Regions from separate parts of the Homo sapiens genome. Here region 2 is linked to region 1. The links are chromatin contacts, found by Hi-C in ENCODE. All regions are on one chromosome and are shown on one strand. Each heading gives the region's core, a stretch centred on a gene start or an enhancer-like site at or near the end of the contact. The rest is flanking DNA. Distances are from core to core; before and after follow the strand shown. Region 1 holds the start of BRAT1 (BRCA1 associated ATM activator 1). Region 2 holds the start of MICALL2 (MICAL like 2).

Region 1 (7,007 bases), core at 1,692-4,191:
TCTAATTATAGAGCCAGCGCCTATCTACGACCTTTTATCTGTGATTCTGAATTCCACAAACTTCCGAAAGCCCTTCACAACTCATTTGAAGGCCAGACCAGTCCTAACCTCAACTCTCCGGGAGGAAAACTCTGAGCTGAGGCTATTTATAGTGCTTATTTATCCCACGGGGTGTACATGAGTGAGTTTCACTGAATAACTTCTTTTTTTTTTTTTTTTGACGGAGTCTTGCTCTGTGGCCCAGGCTGGAGTGCAGTGGTGCGATCTCCGCTCACTGCAACCTTTGCCTCCTGGGTTCAAGCGATTCTCCTGCCTCAGCTACCCGAGTAGCTGGGACTACAGGTGCGTGCCACCACGCCCAGCTAATTTTTGTATTTTTAGTAGAGACGGGTTTCACCACCTTGACAAGGATGGTCTCGCTCTCTTGATCTCGTGATCCGCCCGCCTCCACCTCCCAAAGTGCTGGGATTACAGGCGTGAGCCACTGCACCCGGCCCTGAATAACTATTAATACGTTTAATTATGGGGTGTGTGTCACACTCTGCTGTAATCTCATATTTAATGTACATGTGCCATGTCACATTTCTAAAATCTGAACAGTTCTGAATTCTGAAAAAACATTTGTCCCCAAAAGTTTGAGATAAGAAATTGTGGACCTGGGCCAGGCACGATGGTGGCTCACGCCTGTAATCCCAGCACTTTGGGAGTCTAGGGTGGGTGGATCACTTGAGGTCAGGAGTTTGAGACCAGCCTGACCAATATGGTGAAACTCTGTCTCTACTAAAAATACAAAAATTAGCCAGGGGTCGTGGGTGCCTGTAGTCTCAGCTACTCAGGAGGCTGAGACAGGAGAATTGCTTGAACCTGGGAGGTGGAGGTTGCAGTGAGCTGAGATCACACCACTGCACTCCAGCCTGGACATCAGAGCGAGACTCCACCTCAAAAAAAAAAAAAATTGTGGACCTGTGCAATACAATATTCAAATCTGGAGCCAGACTGCTTGGGTTCAAATCCAAACTGTGCCAATCCAGTAGCTGTAAGGCCTTATGAGTTAGCCTCTCTGTGCCTCATTTTCCTCATCTGATGGGCTGGTAGTGGTACTCTCCTACCGTTGCTGTAGAATCATACAAGTTTACAGTAAGTGAAGCACTTAGCACAGTGCTGTTGTTGAGTTTTCTTTACTCCACAATTACCTAACTGGGTGAATGTTAGTATCTCATTTCACAATGAGGAACCAAATTTCAGGGAAGATAACTGTGCATTTCAAACTTTTTCACACATGTAGTTCTAAGGATGTACGTGTGTGTGTGTGTGCAGGGGGCATGCAAGCGTCAGGGAAGTTGCTTTTCCAAGGTTACCCAGCACGGCTGGGCGCGTTGGCTCACGCTGGTAGTCCCAGCACTTTGGGAGGCCTAGGTGGGCGGATCACCTAAAGTCAGGAGTTCGAGACCAGCCTGGCCAACATGGTGAAACCCCGTCTCTACTAAAAATACAAAATTAGCTGGGCGTGGTGGCCCGCACCTGTAATCCCAGCTACTCGGGAGGCTGAGGCAGGAGAATCGCTTGAACCCAGGAGGTGGAGGTTGCAGTGAGTCAAGATTGAGCCATTGCACTCCAGTCTGGGCAAAAAGAGTGACACTCCGTCTCCATAAATAAATAAATAAAATAAAGGTGACCCAGCAAAGTCAGTGCTTTTAAATTTTTAAATTTTAATATCCATAGGAATTCTGCTTTGTTTCCTAAATCTGGTGTTGGCTCCCAACAATCTTGCTATAAAACAATGCTTTGGGAACATGAGCCTTGTCTATCCACTGGCTTTGAGACTCTCGAACACACAGTTAGTGTTTTGAACTCAATTTTTTGGACCTAGTTTTTCTGCCTGTTTGCTTTCTTAAAACACAGGGTCTTGCTCTGTTGCCCAGGCTGGAGTGCCGGGGCAGGATCATAGCTCACTGCAGCCTTGAACTTCTGGGCTCAAGCGATCCTCCCGCCTCAGCCTCTGGAGTAGCTGGGACCACAGGCGCATGCTACCAGGTCTGGCTGATTTTCTTTTTTTTTTTTTGAGACGGAGTCTCGCCCTGTAGCCCAGGCTGGAGTGCAGTGGCACCATCTTGGCTCACTGCAACTTCCGCCTCCCAGGTTCAAGAGATTCTCCTGCCTCAGTCTCCCGAGTACTTGGGATTACAGGCGCGCGCCTCCACGTCCGGCTAATTTTGATATCTTAGAGATACAAAAATTAGAGACGAGACGGGATTTCGCCATGTTGGCCAGGCTGGTCTCGAACTCCTGACCTCGTGATCCGCCCGCCTGGGCCTCCCAGAGCGCTGGGATTACAGGCGTGAGCCACCACGCCTGGCCTTTTTTTTTTTTTTTTTTTTTTTTTTTAAATTTTAAGAGATGGGGTCTCGCTTTGTTGCCTAGGCTGGTCTCAACTCCTGGCTTCAAGCAATCCTCCCAACTGCGCCTCCTAAAGGGCTGGAATTACAGGCATGAGCCACAGCGCGGCCGCGGAGGACTTAATTTGAGAACCTGAAGCTAAATGACCAAGGGCTTTGGTGCACGGATCAGGACGCTTCTCTCCGGCACATAGTTTTCTCGCTCCCGCCGGTGCAGACACTGGGCGCCCTGCAGGCGAAGCCCCGCCCCTCCGGACACAACCCCGCGCCTTCCTCAGAGATCCCCGCCCTCGAGACGCCCCGCCCACCCACCGGATGCTCGGCATGAACCACTAGGCGCCTGGCGGGGGTGATCTGTCGGAGCGACCGGCTTGGCGCCTGCCTGTCCCCAGCCCCTCTCAGCTTGAACTCCTTCCTTCAAGTCTGGGCCCTCGAGGCTTCCAGAGCGGCCTCCAGGGGTGCAGTCTCAGTTCCCCACGCCAGCCGTCTCCGTCCTCCGCCTCCTCCGGGCCTGGCAGGTGGCACTGTCCGGAGGCGGAGCCTTGGGCGAGGGGTGGTTGCGGCGGAGGACGCAACCGAGCGGTGAGGCGCGTGGGCCTTCGGGGGTCGAGGTCGTGGTAGTGGGGCGCGGGGAGGCCAAGACCCGGCCGAGGGGGGCGGGCGGGCCAGGGAGCAGCCCAGCCCGGGGCGTGCGCGACCTGGGCTCGCTTCCCAGCCCGACTGTGGCCGCCTGCTCTGGCGCCCCTTCTGGACTCTCGGGCCTGGCGCTCGCGGCCAAAACTGACTTCAAAGTGTGGGGAGGGTTCCTCTTCCCGGGACGCAGCCTTCCCGGGCATTGGCAGACGGTGCCCCGGTTAGACAGAGCCGCTGACCACCCCGCCCACCCCCGAGGCTGGACGCACGGATGCACACCTGGTCCTGGGAGAGACAGGCGCCCCTTCCTTTCCGCACCCCGCCGCCCCCCTCTCCCCCCCGCCGGCTTCAGATGCAGCCACCACTAATCCTGGGAGGGACAGACACACGGACAGGTGCCCCTTCCCCTCCTCACCCTCCTACTGGCTGCAGAACAGCAAATGCAGCCACCACTGACCCTGAGAGGGACAGACACACGGACAGGCGCCCCTTCCCCTCCGCACCCCCCTGCTGGCTTCAGGACGTCAAATGCAGCCACCACTTGACGCTGGGAGGGACAGAAACTTTCCAGCCCAGGCTGGCCCTGGGGCATGGGTAGACATCCCCTTGCACACATGGCTGACCCCGGAACTCAAAGATGCCCCTGACTCTGGCCCACCTGCAGCCTGGGCCAGCACCACGCTGTTGCCCCGACTGCACCAAAGACCAAGGGTGACAGACTTTGAGTTCCGGAGGCCTTGTGGTTTCAGCTAGACCCTCATCTGCCCCTTTCAGCCCCGCCACCAGCGCTCAGGGCCCCACCTAGACCAAAGCTTTGCATCCATCCCTGCAGTACAGACCTCTGGTCTGGGGATCATGGTTCTCCTGGTCTGAGATGAAAGTTCTGGGGCCCCTTCCCAGGCCTGAGCAGGCATGGTGGGCTGCTGTGACTAGAGCGAGCTGGGTCTGGAGTGGGCATTGAGGTTTGGCTCTCACATTGCCTTTGCAGGGCCTGCGGCCTCACCATGGACCCAGAATGCGCCCAGCTGCTCCCGGCTCTCTGTGCTGTTCTGGTAGATCCCAGGCAGCCGGTGGCAGATGACACCTGTTTGGAGAAGCTCCTGGACTGGTTTAAAACGGTCACTGAAGGAGGTAAGGAGGTGGTGCTGCTGTTTACTGCCTATCCAGAGACCAGACGCAGAGGCTGGGACAGGGAGCAGGGGCCAGATGGGGACTCCCCTGTCCTGGAGGAAGGGCAGAAACTGCCAATCAGATGTCTTTCCTTCACTTCCTAAGGATTATCTGTGGCAGACTGAGGGCAAGTTAAGATGAAGCCCGAGAGAATGATCTGGAGAGTTAGAGCCTGAAATTCAGCCAGTTGAGCCACGATCAGGGCACCCCAAGGTTCAGTTCTACAGAAGGCGTGAACAAACTTGTTTTATTGTTGTTCTCGTTGTATTTAGTGTGTTTAAGACATCAGATTTGTTTTCTTTCTGATTATGAAAGTAGGGGCCGGATGCAGTGGCTCATACCTGTAATCCCAGCACTTTGGGAGGCTGAGGCGAGCGGATTGCTTAAGTCCAGGAGTTCAAGACCAGCCTGGTCCAACATAGCGAGACGTCATCTCTAAAAAAAAAAAAAACAAAAATTAGCTGTGCCTGGTGGCGCACCTGTAGTCCCAGCTACTCTGGAGGCTGAGATGGGAGGATCCTTTGAGTCCGGGAGGTAGAGGTTGCAGTGAGCTATGATTGTGCCACTGCACCCTGACCTGGGTGATAGAGTGAGACCCTGTCTCAAAAAAAAAAAACAAAGTAATACATGTTCTTTAAAACATGAACAAAAGAGTAAAGAGGAAAATTAAACCATCAACGTTTTAATTTACTCCCAGCCTTTTCATAACACATAAAGCTGTATTTTTCTGGGGAAAAAAAAATGAGGTCATACTGTAAACACAATTTTGGTGTCTTGCTTTCTCTCTTGCTATCATAGTGAGTGTTTTCTCCACATAATATGTTAATGTTATTGACTACATGTTATTTGCTGTAGGAATAGACCATAATTAATTGAATCACTCCACTGTCAGATGTTTATATTTCTCATTTTTCATCATTTTAAGTAGTGTCATAGGTCAGGCGCGGTGACTCATGCTTGTAATCCCATCACTTTGGGAGGCCAAGGCGGGTAGGTCACTTGAAGTCAGGAGTTCGAAACCAGCCTGGCCAACATGGTGAGACCTCGTCTCTACTAAAAATAAAAAAATTAGCCGGGCATGGTGGCATGCGCCGTAATCCCAGCTACTTGGGAGACTGAGGGGGAGGATCGCTTGAACCCAGGAAGCGGAGGTTGCAGTGAGCCCAGATCGTGCCACTGCACTCCAGCGACAGAATGGACTCTGTCTCAAAAAAATAGTGTCAGTCGAGCGCGGTGGCTCAAGCCTGTAATCCCAGCACTTTGGGAGACCGAGGCAGGCAGATCACGAGGTCTGGAGATCAAGACCCTCCTGGCTAACATGGTGAAACCCCGTCTCTACTAAAAATACAAAAAAAAAAAAAATAGCCAGACGTGGTGGTGGGCGCCTGTAGTCCCAGTTACTTGGGAGGCTGGGCAGGAGAATGGCGTGAACACAGGAGGCAGAGCTTGCAGTGAGCCGAGATCACGCCACTGCACTGCAGCCTGGGCGACAGAGCGAGATTCCGTCTCAAAAAAAAAAAAATAGTGTCATAATGGCTTTCCTTTTACATAAATATTCTCGCATGTAAATGTTTATTCTCATGGTTGATAATTGCATTGGGATAGACTGCATGTTGTTAATTTCTGCTATTCTTTACTTCCTTTTTTTGGTTTACCGTGTTCTTTTATTCTTTTTATTTTTAAATTATATTGTATTTTTTTTTTTAAGGATGGGGTCTCACCGTATTGCCCAAGCTGTTTTCGATCTCCTGGGCTCAGGCAGTCACCTGCCTCTGCTTCCCAAAGTGCCTTTTACCCTCTTTGAGCTAAATATCTAGGTCTTCCTTGTTTTCTAATATATATATTTAAGGCCAGGCACGGTGGTTCATGCCTATAATCCCAGCACTTTGGGAGGCTGAGGCAGGCAGATCACTTGAGGTCAGGAGTTGGAGACCAGCCTGGCTAACATGGTGAAACCCCGTCTCTACTAAAAATACAAGAATTAGCCTGACATGGTGGTCCATGCCTGTAATCCCAGCTACTCGGGAGGCTGAAGCAGGAGAATCACTTGAACCTGGGAGGCAGAGGTTGCAGTGAGCCGAGATAACGCCATTGCACTCCAGCCAGGGCAATGGAGTGAGACTCTTGTCTCAAAAAAAAAAAAAAAAAAAAAAAAAAAATATATATATATATATATATATATATTTAAGACTATGCATTTCTCTAAAAGTATGACTTTAGCTACATCTTACACGTTTTACATTGCAGTACTTTGGTTTTAATTTAGTTCTGAGTATTTTATGCTTTTCATTATAATTTTTTTTTCACCCACAAGTTACTTAAAAGAGTATCCTTTAGTTTCAAAATATGGATTTTTCCAGTCTTTTTATTATTGATTTTTAATTTACTTTGTGGAGGTTAGAAAACATAACATATGTTTTGAATCTTTATAGCTGTTGAGACTTTTATTGAGACATAGGACCCAGGCGAGTTTTCTCAATGTTCTAGAGATTTCACTATATGATTTTGATGTTTTGGTATTTGAAGGTCTTCAACTGTGGCCTAGTTTGTAGTAGTCAGTTTTTCTTTTTCTTTTTTTTTTTTTTTGAGCCAGGGTTTTTGCGCGTCACCCAGGATGGAGTGCAATGGCGTGAACACGGCTCACTGCAGCCTTGACCTCCTGGGCAGTCCGCCTGCCTCATTCTCTTGAGTTCCTGGGATCAAGGTGTGTACCAGGCCCAGCTATTTTTTTTTTTCCCATAGAGATGAGGTCTCACCATCTTGTCCAGGCCAGCTTGGAACTCCTGGGCTCAAGCAGTCTTCCCGCCT
Region 2 (7,007 bases), core at 1,432-3,931, 1.1 Mb after region 1:
TGTCTCTTTCTCCCCTTTTTCTCTCTCTCTGTTAGTCCCAGGCTGAGGTCATCATCATTTCTAAAGGGCCTGAAGTCTGGGCCCCCATCTGAGTCCCCATCCTGGGGCCTGTTGAGCTCACACCGCTCTTACCTGTTCCCCACCCCTGGGTACATCATGCTGCATTTATTGCGTGCCTGGGTGGGTACATCATGCTGCATTTACTGCGTGCCTGGCCGTGGGGTAGCCCTTGGTGGAAGGGGACCATGATGTCACTTTGCAGATGAGGAAACTGAGCCCGAGAGAAGGCAGTTTCCCAGTGAGGCCAGAAGGCAGCGGGTTCCCCGGGTGGAGGCTCTGTGTTGGACGGGGGAGGCGTGTGCAGAGTCCACATGGCAGCCCTGGGGAGCACAGATGGGGACCCTGGGAGCCTTCGGTGGCTCCAAGGGGCTTCAGGGTGGGGGTCTTGGAGGATGAGGAGGAGGGGCGGGTGCTGGGGGCCGGTGCGGGCGCAAAGCTCTGGGGTCAGCGTGGCAGGGTGCGGCCGGGGAGATGCAGCGTGATAAGCCTGCGGAAAGTCTGATAAGCAACCTGGACTTTATTCGAAGGACAGCCTGGGAGGCTCCCGGCAGGGGAAGGGCTTGGTCAGGCCTTCTAGAAAGATCCCTCGGGCTGCTGGGGAGGGTGGACTGTGGTGGCTGGAGGGGCAGGAGGCAGCCCTGTGGGCAGAGGCGGGGGGACAGGTCGTCTGGATGGGAGGGTGGCAGCCGTGGGCAGTGGGGAGAAAGGACCATTTGTTTGGGGGTGTCCTGGCTCCTGGCTTCGGGGACCCTGGAGGGACATGGTGTGTGAGGTGCTGGTGGGCAAACGTCACAAATGCTGCCTCCCAGCTCACTGGTGCCAGAGGGGGGCCGCGCAGGATGGGCCACGGGGTGACCAGTGAGATGGCTTTTTAAGTGTGCAGTGGTAAAAGTTCACGATAAAAGTGAAACCCAGGCCACCTCCCACACCACTCCTTTTAAGGGAGCTGGGCCCTAACGCCTGTCCACCCCTGTGTCCCCCATCCCCCACTAATTCCCCCCGCCCACTGCCCCGCTGCTTCTGCTTCTTGATCTCTCCCTTCTTTTCCAGCTCTTCCGGTTCTCCTAACCGTTGCCCTGGGAGTCAAGAAAACCCGGTGCCAGGACCGGCTCCGGCTGTGCTGGCACGATATCCCCTGACATCCGCAGGTCAGGGACTGTGGCGGAGCAGCGGTTAGGGCCAGCCACATTCCCAGGCCACAAGGGCTCCCTGCCTAGCAGCTGCTTGCATGCCCCTGGTGACGGGGAGCTCACCACCTACACACAGGCCTCACTGACACTTAGGCAGCTGGCCATGAACACTACGGTGTCTCACCAGGGACCAGCCTCAGAAAAGATCTGGAACAGCACCATTGGCTGGGGTTGGAAGACCTCAGTTTCTCCTCCTCCCAAGGGGCACAGAGAAGCTGCCCTGACTCCCTGCCAGGGGCTACTGCGGGAAAACACCTTCCTTCCTGCAGGCCCTGCCCAGACAAGCCCTGGCCCCACAGCCAGGAGGGTAGGCCCCCCTCACATGGCTGGTGTCAGTGATTCCGCCCTCGTCCAGCCCCCGTGGCCACAGACAAGGTTCCCCAAGGATAACGGGGCCAGGGGCCAGTCTGGGATAATTTAGGGCCCCAGCAGAGGGACTTTCCTTATTTCTTCTGTCACAGCTCAAAGTGGAAAATTGGAACTACCCTGCAAGTCAGCCTGAGGAATCTCCTGCCCCAGGAACAGATCCTGCCCACAGGCCCCCAGAAGAAAAGCACAGGCCAGCTGTGCAACTCCGGCTCCACGGCCCCCTTCCTGGCCTCAGTTTCTCCTCTGGCAATGCCCAGGCCTCACCTCTGCCTTGCCTGGAACCCCCGCTGGCATGTAGCGGCCTGGAAAGAGAAACCAGATGCGGACGTCCTTTGAAACCCTGAAACACAAGGCGCCTCCTGCTCCCCGGGAGGCCGGGCTGCCGAGGGCTGAGGCCCTAGACAGGGCAGGGTGTTCGAGCCTCAGTGTCCCCGTTTGTCAACGGCCTTTCCTGCCTCTTCTCCATGGCGGTGGGGTGAGATGGTGGTGGGAGGTGGGGCGGCGAAAAAGAAAATTCCAGGTCTCCGCAGGGGTCCAGAATGGCAGGACCCCCAAGCAGACCGCGCCCCTTCACCGGTTGGGGGTCTCGGCCCTCAGCGGCGGGGCGGGGCCTGGGGAGGGGCCAGGCGGCGTGGGGCGGGGCCTGTCGGGCGGGACCTGACAGCGTGGGGGCGGGACTTACCAGGAGGCGGGACGTGCCTAGGGCGCGAGCCCGTACTGGGGCCGGGCGGCGTGGGGCGGGGCCTCTCGGGAGGCAAAACCTGGAGGCTGGGGGCGGGGCCTGTCCGGAGTCGGGGCCTGCCTGGAGCGGGAGCCTGTGCCGGGGCCAGGAGGCGTGGGAACGGGGCCTATCAGGAGGCAGGACCCGGCGGCTGGGGGCGGGGCCTGTCGGGAGGTGGGGCCTGCCTGGGCGGGAGCCTATGCCGGGGCTGGGAGGTGTGAGGACGGGGCCTATCCGGAGGCAGGACTTGGCGGCTGGGGGCGGGGCCTACAAGGAGGCGGGGCCGGCGGGGGCGGGGCCGGGCTCGGCTTCTCTTAGGGACCCGGCACTCGTCGCCCTCAGTCCGGCTCAGCTGGGGCTGGGCGCCGTGGGTCTGGCGGTTCCGTAGCGGTCCCAGCGTCTGTCCCGCCGGCCGGGCGGTCGCGGCACAGCCGCGGGAAGGTGTCGGAGGGCGGTTCCGCCGCGCGGCGGGCGCGCCGCCCACATGGCGGCCATCAGGGCGCTGCAACAGTGGTGCCGGCAGCAGTGCGAGGGCTACCGCGACGTGAATATCTGCAACATGACCACGTCGTTCCGCGACGGCCTGGCTTTCTGCGCCATCCTGCACCGCCACCGGCCCGACCTCATGTAAGTCCTGCCTGGCGCCCTTTGATTCTTCTGCTGTTCGGCTGCGCGCTGACACGGGCGGGGAAACTGAGGCCCGGGCGGCTGGGGGATGGGGAGCCGAGGCGTGGGACTGGGCAGGCACAGCCCACCGTGCAGCCCCCCGAGGCTGTCCTCAGTGGCCTCAGTGTGCCCGGACACCGAATGCAGCTGGGCCAGAGCCATGGCATCCCCCGCCCGCCGGCTGAGTCAGACGTGACTCAGGGCGGCTCCTGGGCCCTGGCTTCAGTCCAGTCCCCCTCTGTGTCCCTGGGAAAGGCCAGCAGAGCTGCCTCTTTGGGCCCTCCGAGGCTCTCACTGCCCAGGGGCCTGGCCACCAGATGGGGTCCCTGGATAGCCCTCGTATGGGCACTGACCCTCCCCCAGCCTGTTCAGGCCCCTGGGGGGATGTGGCCAGGGCCACTGTGGGGGAGCGGCCAGTGCAGGGCAGGAAGCCCCCAGACCCCAGGTGCTGCTGCCAGCCGGGCCTCTGAGGCCCCGGGTGATAGGGCCCGAGATGGAGAACAGCCCCCATCTCTGGGAGCAGCAGGAGGTGGCAGGGGTTGAGGACTAGGCTGTCTCTCCCCAGGAGGGTCTTGGCGTGTGTAGCTGGGCAGCTGGCCCTGCCCGTTGCTGAATCTTGGCCCGAGCCTGGACCTGCTCCATTGTTTATTCACTCAGCAAACGCTCTTTGGCTAAATGACTGGGACCAGGCTTGCTGGGACAGAGATCTGTGTGTCGGGGCTGGGGGCCAGACGCTCAGGAAGGGGGGCCCTCAACGGCCACCTGCAGCCCAGGCACCTTCTGGGCAAAGCGTTCTCCTGAGTGTGTTTTTGGTGGGAAGGTCTCGGGGTTGGGAGGAGCCACAGGCAGCACCTGGGGCCTCTGTCAGGCCGCAGCTGTGCAGACCAGAGAACCGAGGCTAAGAGGAGGGGTCCTTGCTCAGGTCACACAGCCCCAGCCCGTTGCGCAGATCCGGGGCTCCTCCCCTGTGCCCCTGGACACTGTCCTGCCAGTCCCACTCTCTGCAGGAAGCTGGGGTCTTGAGCAACAGCCTCGGCCCCTGCTCTGAGGTTGTGACATGCATTCGTGGAGCCACCAGGGGCTTCCATTTGGCGTTTGGGCAGCAGCCGCTCTCCCTCGCCAGGAACGTGCCTCTGTTGCCCTTGCAGGCAGAAGATGCTGGGCACAAGGTGCGTGCTTCCACATGGAAAGCCTGACGCTGAGCTTTGAAGGAGAGGGCCAGGGACCTGGAGACTGGGAGAAGGACCCGGAATGGGGAGGAAGGCAGGCGAGACCCCACCCCCGGGGCTGCAGGGTCCTGGATGAGGCTGGCTGGTGGCTGAGCCCAGGCATCCAAGCTGGGGCCAGCCCGAAAAGCCTCTGGGGTGGGGAGAGGCGTTGCCACCGGCTGCTGGCCACCAGCTTCATGGATCACTGGTGTCGCCGGAGATTTGGGGCCCTCTGGTCCTGGGGAGCTTCTCTGTACTCCCTGCCGGCTCAGACGTGCCTGTGGGCAGTGCCCAGGGTGAGCACAGGTGCATGTGCATGCACTGGCACGGTGGTCGCTGTGTATCTCCTCAGTGCACTGACAGTTATTGAGTACCTGCTGTGTACCCAGCACTGAGTCCTGTGCCAGTTCCCCTCAGCCTCCAGATGCAGGGAGCAATGTTCCGGTCACAGAGACAGACAGGGAACAGGTAAATGAATAAAAGCCCAGGGTGGCTCCAGAGAGTGCAGAGGCCAGAACAGGAAGGAGGCGGGAGAGAGAGGAGGCCCTCTGCCCCCAGCTCCGGTGGGTGTGGAGTTACCCAAGCTGTGGCTGACTTGGTTCTGTCCCCACTGGACTGTCAGCTCCAGAGGGTGGGGGCTCTGTTTTGTTCACTGCTGCACCCCTGGTGCCTGGAACTGGGCTCGGTAGATACCAGCACATGGTTGGAGTTCTGCAGATAAGGGCCTTTCAGTTGGGGTTCAGTAGATATGGTAGGAGCTTAGTAGGTGCCCACGTGCAGAAGGACAGAGGAGAAGGCCATGTGCCCTTGGAGGCAGAGATCAGAGAGGTGCAGCCACAAGCCAAGGGTGTCCTGGGCTGGAAGAGGCAGGAAGGACCCTCCCCGAGAACCTCCTTAGGCAGCAAGGCCCAGCCCACACCTTGATGTCGGAGTCCGGCCTCCAGAGCCGTGAGAAAACAAATTCCTGGTGTTTTAAGCCCCAGAGTTTGTGGCAATTTGTTACGGCAGTAGGAAGAAGCTAGTACAGGCTTCCATGGGTGTTGGGGCGTGGGGGCCTCTGTAGACCCTGGCTGATGGAAAACCCGGAGTGTCATGGGGGTCGGGTGTGCACCAGGGTGTGGGGACATGCGCTTGTATGGGTGCCTGGGCCCTTTGCTTTTATTCCAGAGTTGGAGTCTCGCTCTGTCGCCCAGGCTGGAGTGCAGTGGCACCGTCTTAGCTCACTGCATTCTTGAACACCTGGACTCAAGCAATCCTCCCACCTCAACCTCCCGAGTAGCTGGGACCATGCCTGGCTAATTTTCTTATTTTTAATTTAATTTTATCTATTTATTTATTTATTTATTTATTTGAGACAGAGTCTAGCTCTGTCGCCCAGGCTGGAGTGCAGTGGTGCGATCTCAGCTCACTGCAACCTCCGCCTCCCAGGTTCAAGTGATCCTCCTGCCTCAGCCTCCCAAGTAGCTGGGGTTAAAGGGGTGCACCCCCACACCCAGCCGATTTTCATATTTTTTCTAGAGACGGGGTTTTGCCATGTTGGCCAGGCTGGTGTGTAACTCCTGACCTCAAGTGATCCATCTGCCCTCTTCAGCCTCCCAAAGTTCTGGGGTTATGGGCGCGAGCCACTGCGTCTGGCCTGTGTCTGGCTACTTTCACTCAGCATATTGTTTCTTTTTTAAATTGAGATGGGTTCTGGCTATATTGCCCAGGCTGGTCTTGAACTCCTGGCCTCAAGTAATCCTCCTGCCTCAGCCTCCCGAAGCGCTGGGATTACAGATGTGAGCCGCCGCGCCTGGCCCCTGGCTCTTTGGACGTGCCTGCCTCTGTGCCTTCATCACCCCCATCCCGTGCCCTCAGCCTCTGCTCCCTGCCGTACCTCTGGATGAGGTGGTGGCTGGGGTGGAGGTCTCCTCATGCAGCCCTTGGCTGTCCCTCCTGTCCCCAGTAGTCTTCAGGAAGGGAGGAAACGCGTGTGAGGGACAGGCACAGACCGGTTGTCCTCTCAGGGCAGCTCTGAGGTCAGACTCTGTGTGAGGCCCCGCCCTTGCCACCTCATTCCCCTCTCCTTCCAGTGAAGACCCCTTGACAGCAGAAGGGTGGACGTCCTGTCTCCCTGTCTGTAGCTCTGCCACCAGGAAGTCCTTCCCTTTGTCTGGCCTTAGTCCTTCCTGCTGCACGCAGAGAGCACTTCCGCTTGGCCCTCAGGGAGAGCAGCTGTGAAGGAACCAGCTCGGGCGCCAGGCCAGCCAGGTGGGGCACCCGGGCTCCTGGTTCTGCCTCTGCCCCACCGACCCCGGGTGGAGGGGGCGGGGATCCGGACATTCCTGTGTACCATGTTCCGGCTCCTTGAGCCACGTGTGACCACACTGGGGAGCCCCACAGGTACAGAGAGGTGTCCGTGAATCTCCGCTTTACGGCCAGGAAACAGGATCGCCCAGCCACGCCCACCAGGAGGTGGCAGGGTGGGCGGGTCCCCTGCCTGGTCAGCCTGCCTGTGCCCGCCTGCCCTGTCTCACCTGCGGCTGTGGGTTCTCTGCAGCCAGGCCTCAGGGCGCCTGCCCCCGGGCGCTGTTTCCATACTGGTGTCACAGGGCAGCTGGGCAGCCAGGTGAGCTCAGAAACCACCCAGAACAAACAGCCCCACCTCCCGCCTCACCTCCCTCAGCCAGTCAGCCTGTCGGGGCTGGAGCAGCTCTGCCATGGGCTGGCTCCTTTCATTCCTGGGCCCAAGCAGGTCTCCAGGCACAGCCCTCGGGCAGATGGGGCAGGGGGCACAGCGTGTCTGGGCTGGGA

The links. A loop is a pair of places that touch in the nucleus more often than their neighbours do. Pooled maps may share reads with other maps.
Region 2: a loop to region 1 is called in a map of naive thymus-derived CD4-positive, alpha-beta T cell, with 16 times the contacts of the local background. The contact joins the promoter of MICALL2 here to the promoter of BRAT1 in region 1. A Hi-C loop is called at or near these places in 1 of 168 maps with a recorded cell type or tissue (naive thymus-derived CD4-positive, alpha-beta T cell), 2 of 37 single-sample maps with no recorded cell type and 9 of 50 pooled maps.

Annotation. Positions count from the first base shown.
Region 1 is chr7:2,551,458-2,558,464 of GRCh38, reverse strand. It overlaps BRAT1 (BRCA1 associated ATM activator 1), which reads left to right and starts at 2,941. Exons shown (of 14, transcript NM_152743.4): 1 at 2,941-2,978; 2 at 4,018-4,160. The coding sequence starts at 4,034. RefSeq lists an enhancer at 2,357-3,034 and a silencer at 2,947-3,186.
Region 2 is chr7:1,455,144-1,462,150 of GRCh38, reverse strand. It overlaps MICALL2 (MICAL like 2), which reads left to right and starts at 2,681. Exons shown (of 17, transcript NM_182924.4): 1 at 2,681-2,967. The coding sequence starts at 2,825. MICALL2-DT (MICALL2 divergent transcript) reads right to left here and starts at 2,232. Exons shown (of 2, transcript XR_001745046.2): 1 at 1,884-2,232. RefSeq lists enhancers at 924-1,218, 755-1,306, 1,307-1,858, 3,282-4,004, 4,005-4,727 and a silencer at 2,189-2,908.